2 separate regions of the Homo sapiens genome follow, and region 2 is linked to region 1. Evidence: chromatin loops called from intact Hi-C (ENCODE). Cell type or tissue: mammary epithelial cell. All regions are shown on one strand. Each heading gives the region's core, and the rest is flanking DNA. Links, peaks and the distances in the headings are about the cores only.

Evidence for each region. Hi-C counts contacts between places; a loop is a spot of excess contacts. Peaks named below come from ENCODE experiments on the same cell type or tissue, not always from the same donor. Only the 100,000 strongest peaks of a DNase experiment are listed, where the experiment ranks them.
Region 2: a loop joins it to region 1, with 3.0 times the contacts of the local background. A loop is called at or near these places in 20 of 110 quality-filtered maps.

What each region holds. Positions count from the first base shown.
Region 1 is chr3:57,002,889-57,011,224 of GRCh38, reverse strand. It overlaps a transcript of ARHGEF3 not described here. Among named protein-coding and RNA genes, the nearest start is that of SPATA12, 54 kb to the left of the region's middle. RefSeq lists enhancers at 3,350-3,644, 4,200-4,731. In mammary epithelial cell, for the core only: a CTCF peak has its summit at 4,222; DNase peaks (open chromatin) are centred at 3,564 and 3,984; H3K27ac peaks cover 1,604 bases.
Region 2 is chr3:57,148,455-57,156,790 of GRCh38, reverse strand. All of the region lies in intron 1 of IL17RD (interleukin 17 receptor D), which reads left to right. LOC105377101 (a long non-coding RNA gene) reads left to right here and starts at 2,736. Exons shown (of 2, transcript XR_940865.3): 1 at 2,736-4,571; 2 at 6,295-8,324. In mammary epithelial cell, for the core only: a CTCF peak has its summit at 4,333; no DNase peak of the experiment used is centred there; H3K4me3 peaks cover 258 bases; H3K27ac peaks cover 781 bases.

The DNA.
Region 1 (8,336 bases), core at 63-8,062:
CTTTGCCTCCTTGTGCCAAAAACGTCTTTGTTTTCATCAACTGTGCTTCTGTTTCTTCATTAGGCTGCATTCCGGTCCCAGTTTCACCTTCCCTCCGATTTTCCCTCGCCGGTTGCATGTTCATCATAGCTCCTACACGCAGGGGTGCTCCCACTAACTATGGAAGCGGGCGGGAGCATTTCCCCTCATACTAAAGTCTACTTTGGGTCTGCTTTGCAATTTCCTTTTGGTCTCCCTCCTGGAGATTCCTGTGCCACCTGTTAACACCCTTTTGTGTTTGGCTCATTTCTTTCTTCAAATTTTGCTGCTTTTAATCTTTCTTTCTAAGCTTAGTGGAGTGTGTGTAAATTAGGAGTGAGCAGACGATGAACAAGGGTCCAAATGTCTCTTCCTTGGGGTAAAGTGTATTTTGTAAAACAGCCCAAGTCTATTTTTCAAGATTAGTCTCCCCATGATTCAGGCCTTTCCATGAACACTGGGGTCCTTGGTTCTCCATGGTGGGCTCCTTGGGAGTCAGGGCTCTGAGGAGGCAGACACTTTGACTGTGAACAGTGGAGTTTTACACACCTAAAGTTGGCATGTCAGGTACAGGTTATAGATAGTCAAAATTAATCTTCAAAATGCATAAATCCTCCAAACCATGCATAGTTTTGTATGTACAACCCTGTAAAATAACCTGTATATGTAGATGTCAATGTACATAGTTGTCACATATAGAGGAGTGCACATGTAAATAAATTCCACTGTGGGTTTTTTTTTTTTTTTTTTTGAGATGGAGTCTCGTTCTGTCACCCAGGCTGGAGTGCAGTGGTGCGATCTCGGCTCACTGCAAGCTCTGCCTCCTGGGTTCACGCCATTCTCCTGCCTCAGCCTCCCAAGTAGCTGGGACTACAGGCACCCGCCACCACGCCCGGCTAATTTTTTTTGTATTTTTAGTAGAGATGGGGTTTCACCATGTTAGCCAGGATGGTCTCTATCTCCTGACCTCGTGATCTGCCCGCCTTGGCCTCCCAAAGTGCTGGGATTACAGGCGTGAGCCACCACGCCCGGCCCACTGTGGTTTTTAATAATGGAAGAGGGTATAGAAGACAAGGTGTGTCCCTGAATTCTGAATATCTAAGGTATGTGTGCTGTGGCGCCTGCATGTTAAAAAGAGACAGGAGAAAGCCCTGAGGTCAGAAGCCCGGGCTCAGAAGGCAGCTGCCTGTGGTCCAGTTCCTGCTCCACCACTTGCTGCGGTGTGACTTTGTTTGAGTTCATGGCCTTGCTGTGCCTCTGTTTCATCATCTTTAAAATGGGTATGACGAGAATACCCATGCTTTGCACAGAGTAAGAGCTTACTAAATGTTAGCTGTCATGCTGTGTTGCTGCTCACTATTATTATTATTAATTAATCATAACATGATTATTATTACCACCTCCAATGAGATGGGCTGGTTTGAGAACTGAGATTCCATCCTGTGTCTCTTGGCTTGTGTGGTTCCTTTAAAGAGATGTGGAACAAGGTCCCATCTTCTTACCCTGGCATTCCATCACACAGACACACACTGGGTGTGCTGGGAGTCTTCTCCACGCACTCTCATTTGTTTCCCGCAGCAGTGTGGCTCACTTTTTGTTTAATCTCCTCCAGCAACTTGGCAGGCCTGCAGCCACCCTTCACATCCTGGCCTGTCCAGCAGGCTGATAAAATGCAGATGTAGCTACCACCCCGCTCAGAGATCCACCCGCCTCTAGCCTCACTGTCATGGGTCCCAAACATGGATTCTTGGCTGAGGGGCTGAGGGACTGGGATAAGGGGTGGCGGGTTGTGCGAGACAGCCCATAGAGGTCAGAGGGTCCGGGGAACTTTAGAAGTAGCTCTAGGTTCCTTGCATGAGCAGTGTCAGAATTGCAGGCAGGCTGGGGGATAGGCCCCAAGTTGGTGGATCTCCACTTAACAGATTTTTTGGTACTATTTTTTTTAAATAAAAAATTTTGATTTCATAGTTCATTCTTGAGCGTTCAGCTGAAATGAAAAGTGAAAAAGTTTAAGCAATATGTTAAAGGGCAGGGGTGGGGAGGAGCCGGACCTCAGAATGGGAGCCTCAAACTTGAGGCTCACAGGGCCAGCCCATCATGAAAATGAGAGCAATGGCTTGGGCCATGCATTCTGTTTCCCAGGAACTCATGGCCCATCCTGGTTCCTGCCTCCTGTTGAGAATGCTAGCCCATGGGGCCAGATCTGCCAATTTCCCAAGATCATGTAGAAATTGGAATCTTAATGTAAAACTTCCCAATTCTCATGAGAGCCATCTGGACTTTGAAATGTTGGCAATTCATTGAAAAAAATTCTTTTAAATATATTTTTGAGCTGGAATTGAAAATCCACCAGCTTGCAAGGGACTTGAGAGATGCTGTGCTTGTGCCCCTAGGGTTTACAGATGCGGAAACAGAGGTCCAGAGAAAAATGACAGGGCCTGGTACAGTGACTCATGCCTGTAATCCCAGCACTTTGGGAGGCTGAGGTGGGTGGATCAGATGAGGCCAGGAGTTCAAGACCGGCCTGGCCAACATGGAGAAACCCCGTCTCTACTAAACATAACAAAAATTAGCTGGGTGTAATTGCCTATAATCCCAGCTACTTGGGAGGCTGAGGCAGGAGAATTGCTTGAACCTGGGAGACAGAAGTTGCTGTGAGCCAAGATCACGCTACTGCGCTCCAGCCTGGGTAACAGAGTGAGTCTCTGTCTCAAAAAAAAAAAAGGCTTGTCCGTGGAATCCAGCTCTCTGGAGCTCCCACTGCAGATCTATTTCTTCCAATTCCATCCAGACAGTGTGTTTCTGTTTGGCAAGCGGGCTGTTACGTGGAGTTTTATTGCAGGTAAAGGGGTCATCCAAACTGCTCTGTGGAGCTAGCAGAGTGACCACAGGAGCCCCAGGAAGCGTGAGCGTGGTCTTCATTCTCGGTTGAGCCAAAAAGGCTCACACGTTTCCAGACAAGGCTATTCTTGGCAGGGCCACCTCCTAGGGATTAATCATACTGAAAAGCTCACAGATTTAATTTTGCTGAAGTTTGATCTGTTCTAGGAAAGTACATGTAGCGTGGCTCAACAGAGAATTTTCTGCCCAAGGATCTACACGGTTAATATATTTTGGAGATCTCAGCAGAGCACAAAGCAGGCTAGAAAAATTCTCGTGGTGTTAGGCCAATCCAGCTTTGTCCTCTGGCCAGGAAAGTCCAGACTGCCCCTGGACCATGGCACAAACCCAAGGTGCCCAGCTAAGCAGCCCTGCCGGGAAAAGGTGATGAGAAACTTGCCTTTGCTAAAATAGTTGAGCTGCCAAATGATAGCCTGACCTAGGGGCTCAGAAATGAATGTTTCCTGTTATGCAGGAGGAGAGGGGCAGGGTTTGATTCTTGTGTTCTCATGTGCTTGCTCACTCTGCTCGTAATAAGGAGAGAAGTTTTATTTTTGCAAGCTATTGCAGCGTGAGCCCTAAACACCAAAGCCAGTCTCTTGAAGAAAACTGATCAGGATCCAGGAGCAGTTGTCAGGCCCCTGGAGGGTGACTCATGAGCAGCAGAGTTCCCGGAACTCACCCGTCCCTGGTCGGCTAGGAAGAGGCTGAGTGTGGTGGTAAATGTGGAGGGGCGGGCGCAACACTGCAGGCATGGCCTCTGTTTTTGAAAAACATTGTGTGTTCGGGTCAAAGCATCCATCCCCTGTGAGCAACCCAATTTTAAAAATAGGAGGTTCTGCAGAAAACCAAGATGCCTGCCTGTTTTCACCTGGAAGACCAAATTCTCACTTTCCAAGCCTGATTTTGGAATAAACAAAATCAATTCCAGCTCAGCCTCAGCAGAAGGCACGTGCAGTGGTGACTGTTTCATGGCTGTCTTTCCTTCAGGGCTGTTGGAGGTGTTTCTGGAACCAGCGCAATCAATGGCAGGAACAACTGGTTTTTCAGGCTATTGAGAAAGTCTGATTTATGTGGCTGAAGTATGGTGTTATTGACCCCCCCACCTTCGACTCCTAAGATTCCAGAACAAACTGAGAATTCATGTGAGTCAGCACCTTATTTATTAATTCTTTATGGATGAATAACATAAAAACAAAAGTGCACAAGTAACTGTACACCTTGCTGGGTTTCACATGCTGAGCACACCTTAATAGTCAGCACCCAGAGTGAGGAGCACAGTGTGACCATCGCCCCAGGAGCGCCCCCTGTGGCCCCTCCACGGGCAGAACCAGCAGCCCAAATTCTCACCGTGTGTCAGTGGAATATCACTTGGATGTTGGGTCAGGAGTTTTGGGCTTAAAGATCCCTAAGCAGGGTTGTGCCATCCAGCTTTGGGAAAACTCAGCCAGGGAGGGTTGTTCTCTGAATGTCAGGAGGGAGACTCCTGTGGCGCTTAGGGCCCAAGGGAGATGCTGGTTCATTGGTTCTGATGGAGATGGATTTCCAGGCGGGCATGAGAAAGTGTGACCGTGTTTGGGGGGGTGTCGAGAGCAGGCAGCACATTGAACGAGTGACTGTGTTGGTGATGTTGTGTGTGTCACTGATACACGAGCATTTTCTTAAAGGCCGGATTATTTAGGACCTATGAAAAGCTACGATCTGCCTGTTGGGGGTGGGTGGGGTGAGATTCTGAACTGGAGCCAGAGAGAAATGCCATGTGTCTTTACTGATAGAAATCTGATCACCCCGGATGCTGCCTGTCAGCATGTGGGCTCTGGGGAGCTGTTTTCCTAACGGCTTGGAAGAAGCTTGTGGACAGTGGAGATCGGAGCGGGGAGCTCCGCCTAATGAGTTCCTTGTCTGTTGGCTGAAGGTGTGGGGTTTCTTTGAGGGAAGCCATTAGCCACTTTGATGGCTTGTTTGAAAACAACTGAAATCTATCTTGTCGGTGTAGTGGTTCTCCAGATACCTCACGCTGGTCATTGGCATCGACAGCTGGGAGCTCCCCTGGCAGGTGTGGCAGAACTTGGCTTCTCAGTGATTTGCTCTCACGTTACTTTAATGCATGACTGGGATGGTTTCTATATATACACTTGCTTTATGTGGCTCCAGGGAACAGGGAACATGGCAGATCCTATTAAAAGTGGTTCCTGGTTATCCAATATTCATTCAACATTGATTAAGCCACCAACTGTGTGCCAGGTGCTAGGGATAGCTTTATTTACAGTTATGGGGCCATCAGGCTTTATGTGGGTGCAGTGTTACAGGTAAGTTAATTATAGGCTTGAAGGCTGTATGTTGTCATATGCGTTTGTCACTTCTAATAGGTGCTCATCATATCCTAACAAGAAATAATATTGATTTATCCCAGAGGAGATCGCATACGTAAAAAACTTTGAACACTAGAAAGCGTTTGGCAAATCTGAGGGGTATTTTTGTTCCAGGGCATGTAACCTTCCCTTTCTATGCTGAGTTATGGTACAGAAGGGAGGCCCTCTGCCGGGTGCCCAGCAAACATTATTCTCTGCTTTTTACATATTAGAGAACGGAGCTTTATGGAAGTGATGCCGTCACTCCTTCAAGGACCCAGTTTACAGCTCCAGGTCCTGACCCTCAGCGCCAGACATGGATGAGTGAGGTCTATAGACAGAGATGGCAGGAACCCCTCCCGATAGGGAGCAGGATGGGCAGGCTGTCACAGCAACTGAAATGCTAGGCTTGTTTAGAGGACTTCCAGTGAGTCTGTGATTCATGTTGAGATTGCCCCGTTGCACAAAAAAATCCAGTTCTCATTGGCAACACTCCTTTCTCCCTTGTTTGATTTGACTGTGTGGCAGTGGGGACAGGTGGCACTGAGATGGGTTGCCACAGACATTTCTACTGTTGAGTTTGCCTCCCTGGGCTCTCATTCTGCTCCACTACTTACTAACTGTGGTTCGTGGGCAAGCTACTTTATGCTCTGTGCCTCAATTTCCTCATCTGTAAAAGGGGATAAATGTTAGTACCTAGGATGTAGTATTATGGTAAGTATTATGATAAGATTAAGTACTCAATAAATGCTGTCATTTCTTTTAGCTATTCCTGGACGTTCCCATTCCCATCTCTCAAATCTCTCAAATTCTGAAGCTGTTGTTCACCTAGGAGGTGCCTAGTAGAATCATTGTAGCTTATAATTTTGGCCTTATAGTCTACATTTTAGCAAGGGCTGAGATCCCTTGCAGATTCTAAGAAAGCATCTATAAAGAGGAAGACTTTCCTTTTTTGTACCTCCATTTATTTCAGGGATTACAGAGCTATATATATATATATATATTTATTTATTTTTAAAATGGAGTCTTGCTCTGTCACTCAGGCTGGACTGCAGTGGCACAATCTCAGCTCACTGCAGCCTCAAACTCCTGGGCTCAAGTGATCCACCTGTCTCAGCCTCCTGAGTAGCTGGGACTACAGGTGTATAGCACCATGCCTGGCTAATTTTTAGAACGGAGACAGGGTCTCACTATGTTGCCTAGGCTGGTCTTGAACTCCTTGCCTCAAGCAATCCTCCCGCCTCAGCCTTCCAAAGTGCTGGATTACAGGCATGAGCCACTGCGCCGGCTGCATAAACTATTATTGTCTAGGCATGTAATGAAATCTCAGTTTGCTTGGACAAGCTGGGGTAAGACTCTGTGACATGTTGTTTAAGATCAGTGCATGCTGGGGCCAGTTTACTTGAAAGGGGATCTGTAGATTGAAGATGCTGCTGCCTCTCTTACATGAGAATAATCTGCTTATGTGCCTGGCCTTGGCCAGACAGAAAGGAAATGTCGGGCATCAGCTGTCTGAAGGTGCGGTGAGGAACTGAAGAGAACAGAAGGAAAACCTGGCTGGTAAATGCAGACGAGCCACTGAAGGATTCCAGGAAGGAAGCCCCGAGGGTGTTGCTGTCTCCCTTGCCAGCTTTTTATCTCTTGCAAATGTGGACACGTTATCAGGGCGGATCTATTAGAAAATGAATCCACTGAAACATCTGCAAATAAGTGGCTCCAGACTGTCATTATCTCCCTGGGTTTTGTAACCAGTTGTGGCTGACGAGGACATTCTGCTGGGAAGGTCAGGGTCCTGTGTGTGTGGACCGAACACCTTCCCTCAGGTTCGCACAGCACCTCACTGGGCACGGCTGGGGCCCATATTCCATCCAGTCTTTAGGAGCAGGTGGTAGCTTCTCTGCCTCCCTCTGGATGAATGAGCTCCTTGAGGGCAAGGACTGGGGTCAGGGTCATTGACTGTGGTAGTTTCCAGTGGCTGCTGTAACAAATTACCACAAATCTGGCAATTTCAAACAACACACATTGATCATTTTACAGTTCTGGAGATCAGAAGTCTCCATGCAGTCTCACTGGGCTGGAGTCCAGATGCCAGCAGGCTTGGCTCCTTCTGGAGGCCATAGGGAAGGATCGGTTTCCTGGCTTTTCCAGCTTCTAGAGGCAGCCTGCATTCCTTGGCTCCTGGCCCCTTCCTGGCATGACTCTGACCTCTGCTTCCATGATCACATCTCCTACTACTGCTCGGACCTTCTTGCTTCCCTGTCAGAGGGTCCCTTTTGACCACATTGGGCCCACCTGGAGAATCCACGATACACCCCATCTCAAGATCCTTAACATAATCAGATCTGCAAAATGCCTTCTGCCATGTAAGGTAAAAAAGTCTTAGGTTTTGGGAATTAGGATGGGGACATCTTTTGGGGGCCATTATTCAGCCCACCACATGGACTCATACCCTGTAGTGCTAAGCTCACAGCCTTGGGTGCCAGCCTGCCTGGAGTCAGGTCCTAGCTCAGTCACTCATGAGCTTGGTGATATTGGCAAGTTATTTAACTTTTTTTTTTTTTTTTTTTTTTTTTTGAGACGGCGTCTCGCTTCGTTGCCAGGCTGGAGAGCAGCGGTGCGATCTCAGCTCCCTGAAACCTCCACCTCCCGGGTTCAAGCGATTCTCCTGCCTTAGCCTCCCGAGTAGCTGGGACTACAGGAGTGCGCCGCCACACCCAGGTAATTTTTGTGTTTTAGTAGAGACAGGGTTTCACCATGTTGGCCAAGATGGTCTCAATCTCTTGACCTCGTGATCCGCCCGCCTCTGCCTCCCAAAGAGCTGGGATTATAAGCGTGAGCCACTGCGCCCGGCCTTTAATTTCTTTTTAAGGAGCTTCCTCATCTAATATGGGGATAGAAATAGAACTTCCTGGGCACAGTGGCTCACGCCTGTAATCCCAGCACTTTGGGAGGCCGAGGTGGGTGGGATCACCTGAGGTCAGGAGACGGAGCCTGGCCAACATGATGAAACCCCGTCTCTACTAAAATACAAAAAATTAGCCGGGCGTGGTGGCGTGCGCCTGTAGTCCCAGCTACTCAGGAAGCTGA
Region 2 (8,336 bases), core at 97-8,096, 150 kb before region 1:
CATTGGTCGGGGGATGGTAAGGTTGAAGATATAGGTACTAGATAACAGGGCACCTTGAAGTTTGCCTGTGTATGTTCTGTCAGAAGTGGTGAGGCTTGGAAGATTTCTCCAACAGGTGAACGGTTTGATAAGAGGGACACTCAGTGGCCATTCATTCATTGAGTGAATATTGGTGTGTTCTGTGTGTTAGGTCTGATTTCTAGAGCTTAGATTTTATTTTATTTCCAGAGACAGGGTCTCTGTCACCCAGGCTGGAGTGCAGCAGTGGCGTGATCATAGCTTATTGCAGTCTTGAACTCCTAGGCTTAGGCAATTCTCCTACCTCAGCCTCCCGAGTAGCTGGGACTACAGGCACGTGCCACCAAGTCTGGCTAATTTTTTACATTTTTTGTAGAGATGGGGTTTTATTATGTTGCCCAGGCTGGTCTTGAATTCCTGGCCTCAAGCGATCTGCCCACTTGGGTTTACAGACATGAGCCACCATGCCTGGCCAGAGCTTAGGTTTTAGTAGGGGAGACAAATAGGATAATGAAGTATCAGACCTGACCATGCTCTTTCCAATAGCAACTTGCTGCTCACTGTCCTCTTTTCTTCACTTTTTCTCTGCCGAACTTTTCACCTTGGGACATACATAGTATTTTCTTTGTCCATCCTTCTTCCCCGTTGCAGTGTCAGCTCCATGTGGGTGGGGTCTTTACCTGTTTTGTTCCCTTCTGCATCACGAGAACAGTGCCTGGCACATAGTAGGTTCTCCATACATGTTTCTTAAATGACTAAGCACTCTACAGGAAATTAAAATGAGGCAATAAGAGCAATGGGTGTTTGCAAGTAGACACTCTCCAATGGCCTCTCTGAGGAGGTGACATGTCAGTCAAGCAACTGTAATAAAAAGTTCCTCTGGGCAAGGAGTGGTGGCTCATACCTGTAATCCCAGCATTTTGGGAGGCCAAGGCAGGCGGATCACCTGAGGTCAGGAGTTCAAGACCAGCCTGGCCAACATGGTGAAACCCTGTCTCTACTAAAAATACATAAATTAGCTGGGTATGGTGATGTGCACCTGTAATCCTAGCTACTCAGGAGACTGAGGCTGGAGAATCACTTGAACCCAGGAGGCGGAGGTTGCAGTGAGCCAAGATCGTGCCATTGTACTCCAGCCTGGGCAACACAGCGAGACTCCGTCTCAAAAAAAAAAAATTTCCTCTGAAATTGCTTTCTTAACATTGGCTAATCATGTGGCAGTTAGTGCTGAGAGTAGCATAAAAAATATGCTTAATTTATTCATTCACACCACAGTTATTGGCACTCCTGCCAGGGGCCACATACTGGTTAGAGGCTGGGCTTCAAGCCAGGTTCCCACTCATGACAGGGAGAGTGTGGGCTGGTGTTGTGTGGGAGCCACACCTGGCCGAGTGTCTGTTGCTTGAGGGGGTTGCTTGGACTGTCTACTTTACCCTGTGCTGTGGATGAGAAAAATGTGAAAAGTTACTGCTAAGCACTAACTAAGCATCCCGGTTTTGGACTTTCTGAAACGATGTGAACGGAACAAATCTCACTCCCTGGCAGCAGCCCTCAGTTTGTATGAAACTTTGTCTTCTTAACAGAGGTGCAGGTCTCGTTTTTGTTTGCTTCGTTCCCCTCTGGTGGTGAATGCATTTCATTTTCTGAAGCCACTTGAAGGTCTGTCCATAATCAGAGGTGCTCTTTGCCTTCTTTCCGGGGCTGCGGATTTGCCGGCCAGCTGTGGAAATGAGTTTTTGCCCGGCTTTGATTTTCATGCCTTGCCTCCCCGTGGGAGGAACTAGATATTTCTGATCTTACCTCTGCTCATATTCAGATCCAGCCAAGCAATCAGTGACTTCCCGGGCTTTTTTGTGGGAGACTGTGGGAAAAGTCCTGGTTGGCTGGCTATGAATTAATGAAATCCTTAGAAGGCTTCACTAAAGATAGCTCCTGTGGCTTACAAAAAAAAATGGCATTGCCTTTTTAATTTGAGAAGGACGTCATGGAGTTTTACCAAAATTAAGCAGAAAAAATGTAACATCTGGTTGTGCTGGCGGAAGACTGCTTCAGGGCCTCTGGAGCTATGAGTTCCCAGTGCTGGCATGCCCAAGGTGACTGTCACCTGCCCCTATAGTGCTGCTATGGACAGGCCGCCTCTCATTGTTCTCCTCCTTGGGTTTTGAAGTCATTGAGAGACAAATTCTACCTCCCACATCTTTTCACTTGAGCACATTTCCCATCTACTGAGCTTTCTTATTTTACTTAAAGGGTCACACATTTTTAAAAGTACAGAGTTTTCGAGTTGATCAAGACTAGTGTAATCATTGCTTTTATCTCATTAAAAAAGGATGGGGGTAGATAATGGGGGCAGCAGGCCAGCGAACTTTTAAAGAGTTCTAAAAAGGAGAGTGAGAATGGTAAATTGCTGGAGAAGAGTTTTAGGGAAAGGCATATAGGAGATTTTAAATGGATTTATGACGTGTATGTATGTGTGTGTGTGTGTGTGTATATATATATATATATATATATAATTTTTTTTTTTGAGACAAGGTCTCACTCTGTCACTCAGGCCGAAGTGCAGTCATGCAATTATAGCTCGTTGCAGCCTTGAACTCCTGGGCTCCAGCAATCCTCCTGGCCCAGTCTCCTGAGTAGCTGGGACCACAGGCGTGTGCCGCCAAGCTTGGCTATTTTTTTACTTTTTTTTTGTTAAGACAGAGTTTCACTGTGTTACTCAGGCTAGTCTCGAACTCCTGGCCTCAAGCAGTCCTCCTGCCTTGGCCTCGCAAAGTGCTGGGATTACAGACATGAGCCACCATGCCCTGCCTAGAGCATACGTTTTCTGAAACGATACAGGAAGATGAAGTTGTTGCCATCCCAACCCCCCAACCCCTCAAGCAGGCAGCTAGTCACCTGTACAAAATACAGGTATATATAATATATAAAATGTAAATATAAATGTATATAGTGTGTAAAATGTATGTATATAATGTATAAAATACAGTCACCTGTATATTAGAGTCCCTTACAGCCCCACATGGGGATTCCCCATTATTGTGCTCTTTCTCCCATCCTTTGTATTCTGAAAATTTTCGAATCTGTAGAAGAATTGAAATAACAGTAAAATGAACACCCATTTCCCCTTTGTCTAAAGTTACCAATTCATAACGTTTTGCTACACTTACCTCACTTGTCCTTTTAATGTCATTCATAATTTCTTTCTGCATCACATTCTAGGGGGCAGAGAAGGGTCACTCATTGCTTTTTGATGTCCTGTCTCTTTAGCCTCCTTTAATACAGAACAGTTCCTCTACCTATTTTTCGGTCCTTTATAGCCTACACATTCTGAAGAGTCAAGGCCACTTGTGTACACAATTTGGATTTTTGATTGTTTCCTCATGAATAGGTTCAAATATTTTGACAAGACCCCTCTAAAGGTGATATTGTGACTTTGTTGGATTTTACATATCAACTGGTAACAAATGTAGATGCAGTTTTAGCAATAAGAAAAATTTGTTTTTTCTGTGTGAAATTGTTGTATTTAGAGATCTGTGCTAATAGTAGTACCCAGTTTAGTCTTGTGTTGTCTTTTTAAAAATGCAGTGTTTCACATTAAGCCTTCCCTTTTACTTTATTGAGAGTCTAAGGAAATGCAGGATGTCATTTGTGCTATCCTGTAATAAACTTTTTCCTTAAAGATTATTTGAAATCAACCACACTGTCTCAAAATGAGGAGTGCTATTTCTCAAGAATGCTCAAGGCTTTTGCTATTCACATGGGCTTGTTGCAGTTATAGATGTCGCCCTCAGAGACGGGGAATGAGTTCCTATTAAAGACCTGTGTTTGGCCGGGGCAGGTTTACGGTTGACTGCTTCCTCACACCAAAATTCAGCCATTTCTTTCCTTTGTGCTAAGAAAACATTGAACTTTATTTCCAGTAAAGGCTACTTTACTAAAAACGTATCCTCCAAGTCAGTTTCTAGCCTTTTAGTTCTGTGATTGCATGTTACCTACATTATTTTATTAGAGTCCGTTACAGACAGTTTCATTAGTTTAACTTGAATTATTATCTTCTACCTAATTACATGGCTTTTGTTTCTTTCATTTTACCCCACTCCAGATTTAAGGGCCAAGACATGTAAAGTTAATATTGGTCATTTTTCAAAGTAAGTTAAAATGTCAAAAAGCAACAAGTTGTTATTCTTACAGGGTACCAGGGAAACAACAGAGACAAAACCTCCATCTTTTATTCATAAGTCCAGAGAGACTACGAGGGCGCAGGCAGGCCTGTGTGCCGGGCGTTTGTTCAGCTTTCAGGACTGGGCCTCCTCCCCTGCTGGCCATGAAATGTCATGCCGAGATGTAATAGTGGGACATTCAGCATCCAGAGAATGGTCCGCAGAGATTCAACTTTGCTTTTCATTTTCTTTTCTGGCACCAAGTCCACAGTCCCCTCTGTGGCCTGACAGTGAAAGGCCAGAAAGCAGCGATTTAGATGCTGGCAGGAATGGTGTGCAGCCTCTGCCCAGCGGGCCGGAGCTCCTGGGCTGGAATGCATGCTGGACACAAAGGTCGGGTGAGGGTATGCTTTGGTCGGGGGCGGGGGGCAGCTTGCCTTTGCTTGGTCTCGTTTGCTCTGGTCACAGCCGAGAGAGTTCTTGTTTCTATGGCTATGCTACCTTTAGTTTTGTGGAAGAGGGAGTGCAAGGTGCTTTTGATTTCAGAAATCACTCAGGGTTAACCATTTTTGTGTAGAAGGAGGCACTGGGGGCACAGTACTGAGTCTGCGCAGCTCCCCAGGCTCTGACATTTCCTTCGGATGAAGCAAACATAGGCAGCATTTGCTAAACAAGCCTAGACTTTGATTTAGAGCAGTGGTTTTTGATTGGGGGAATTTGGGGGATTTCTTTTTTGTTTGTTTGTTTGTTTTGAGACAGGGTCTCTATCAACCAGGCTTGAGTGCAGTGGTGTGATCACAGCTTACTTGCAGCCTTAACCTTGATTTGGGGAATTTCTGGAGACATTTTTGGTTGTCACAGCTGGGGTAGGCTGCTCCTGGCAGTCAATGGGAAGGGCTCAGGGATGTTGCTAAACATCTTGAAATGCACAAGTCAGTCCTCCATGACAAAAAATTACCTGGCCTAAAATGTAAATAGCGCTGAGACTGAGAAACCCTGATTTAGGGGTCCCATCTTAGTATTTTGATTTCTCAGCCCTCTTAGCCTCATAACACTTTTGAGCTTCCTATCTGTTTAACAGAAGCTGCTGGTTCTATAAATTTGCACTCAGGATGAATTTCCATGAAACTCTCCAAGACATATGATTAAATTATTGTGGTGCTCCTTGAAGATATGCCCTGAATGCAACTACTATTTTAAATGCAAAAGACAATTTTTTGCCATAATTTGATCAAAGTAGCATAACCTGTGCCTCTGTTTTTGTTACTCACTGATGGTCTGTGGATAACATTACATTTTTTCAGCATGAAACCCAACACTTCAAATCCCTAAAGCAGTCTCAAATTTATGGTTAATAAAAGCATTTATTGTACTGGATGTCATCTGTTATATCACTCTGGGGCTAGAAACTGGCAAGCAGTGGACAGGAAATATTTTCATTTCAAATCGCTTCAATCTTATGGTCTAGGGGCAAAAGTGTCTGATTTCAGGAAAGCCGCAGTGAATAGCATAGTAATGAATGCATTTTTAGTTGATTAAGCAGGCATTCTCTCCCTTTCAAACAATCTTCCCTCTTTGGCTTGGAGGGGCTAAATAAACATGTGATATTAAATGATAGCATTTCTTGTGTTGGCCATGCCTTTTCTTTGATCATCTTAAACTTTTCAAAGTGTTTTCCAGGAATCCTCAGCAGAGCAGGAGCAAGCCAGAGGAGAATGGCTAAACTCAAGTTTTGGCCCCCTTCGTAATTGTTTACTTTCTGAGCAGAGGAGGTTTTCTGAGAAGATGCTGACTCTTCTGAATTCCTCTTTAAAAATGGAATTTGGTACCTCACCCTTGGGATCATGAATTTAGGAGGAAAAAATATTTTGAGTTTTTGTTTATTTTCAAAAAGTCTGCAATTTTATTGTAATTTGAGTCCCGATCTCTCACATCCATCAGGTAAAGAGGGTGAGGAGAGTTCCATCCAGAGGAAATCTGGTGAGGCGATGACATATCCGGGACAGTGTACCTTTCGTCCTGACTGCCCAGCCTTTGAACATGTTACCTAAGTCATCACTTCCCAGCAAGCCTCGGAGGTAGACAATTATTTCTGATGTGGTTCCCTTTTTTCCAGATGAGGATTCCATGGCACAAAGAGCCAGGAAGGGATTAAGATGAGAATCCTTGTGACTCGGAGAGGCCTCTCTCTGCCAGAAACCGGAGCTGCAGAGTTCTTACCCTGCCCATGCCCCCAGCAGTCGGGCTTGCCCTGCCTTCCAAGCACCCTGTCTCAGATGGACGGCTGCCATGTGCAACAAAGCAACTAATGGGGGGTGGAAAGAGGCGAGACTAGACAGCACTTTGGAGATAATTAAATTAAACTCAGATTAGGCAATTACCCCAAAGATTCCCAAACCTGGCTGAACACCAGAATCACCTGAGGAGCATTCTTGGAGTGGGGGGAGATTCCGGGCCTCACCCCAGACCTGCTTAAGTGGGATTTCCAGGGGAAGGCCAGGAATCTGAGTTTTTAAAAAAGCTGCCAGATTAGTGATTGCCAGGGTTTTGGAGGGATGGAGGGAGGGCTTGACTACCAAGGGGCAGTACAAGGGAATTTTTTGGGTTGATGGGACTGTTCTGTATACTGATTATAGCAGTGGATACATACATATATATGCATATAACTTGTGGACCCATACACCAAAAACTGTCAATTGTACTGTGTAAATAAAAATAAATATGCTGCCCAGGTGAAACTGAGTTATCTAGGTGTCAGTTGAGATGGCCTGTGGTGCCTGGTGACAGCTGGGAAGAGCTGCCCAGCTATGAGAGAGTGTCACCTGTTATTGCAGAGGCAGGCGTGGGCAGGTGCTGAACTCTTTAGCCCAGTGCTATCCAACAGAACTTCCTGTGACAAAAAATGTTCTTCCCAGCACCGTTCAATTCAGTAACCATCAACCACTTTTGGCTACTGAGTACCTGAAATGTGGCTAGCACAACTAAGGAACTGAATGTTTAATTTTACTTAAACTTAATTTAAATTTAAATCATCACACATGGCTAGAGGCTACCCTATTGGACAGCTCACCCTCAAAGGTAGACATGGTGATATCATGGAGCTTTGGCTCTGTGCAGGATGCACACCGTGGTACTTTATACTCGAGGGACAATAGTAAGTCATCCCAAACATTGGGTAAAATGGAAACATGGACAGGACTTACCAATATGGGTAAGTACAGAGAAGAAGGAACCTTGGGATGAAGACTCACCTGAGATCTGCCCAGGCAGAGGACAATTCTGCCGAGTGAAGGAATCGGCTTTTTTTTTTTTTTTTGAGATGGAGTTTCGCTCTTGTCACCCAGGCTGGAATGTAATGGCGTGATTTCAGCTCACTTCAACTTCCACCTCCTGGGTTCAAGCGATTCTCCTGCCTCAGCCTCCCATGTAGCTGGGATGACAGACAAGTGCCACCACACCCAGCTAATTTTTGTATTTTTCACCATGTTGGCCAGGCTGGTCTTGAACTCCTGACCTCAGATGATCGGCCCGCCTTGGCCTCCCAAAGTGCTAGGACTACAGGCGTGAGCCACCACGCCTGGCCAGGAATCTGCTTTTTCTTCTCCAAAGATAGCACCATCTTTGGCCCACTTCCTTCCCCAACCTTCCAACCTTGTTCATTTTAAAAGGTGCAGAGGTTAGTTGGGATGCTCTTGAATTATGCTCCCATTCTTCTGCAGTGATAGGATATACAGGAAGCCATCAGAGGGGCCAGGTGAGCTCAGTGCAGAGAGGTGGGGATGTTCTGGGCTTCACTGGGCCCACCTGCCTCCCTAGACAGAGTGTGATGAAGAATCTGTGTGGGCATATTGTATTCCTTTTTGGGGAAGGAGAGCATATAAAAAAGGCAATTAGGCATAAACTTCCTGCTTTATGCTTTGAGCACATGACCTTTACCTTGGCTTGTGTTCAGACGCTCCTAAACCCACCTCCTCGACCCCCATTGATTTATGTTATCTTAGTGTTACTTTTCCAAATGTGTTATAAAAGAATGAGATTCAGGGAGTGTGGACTTTTATTAGTACAAACCAAATGGTGGCAGAAAGAATGTTCCAATTTGTAAACATATGTGTTCTTAAATAAATTTGCTAAATGGGTAACAAAAAATTTCGTGAGCTA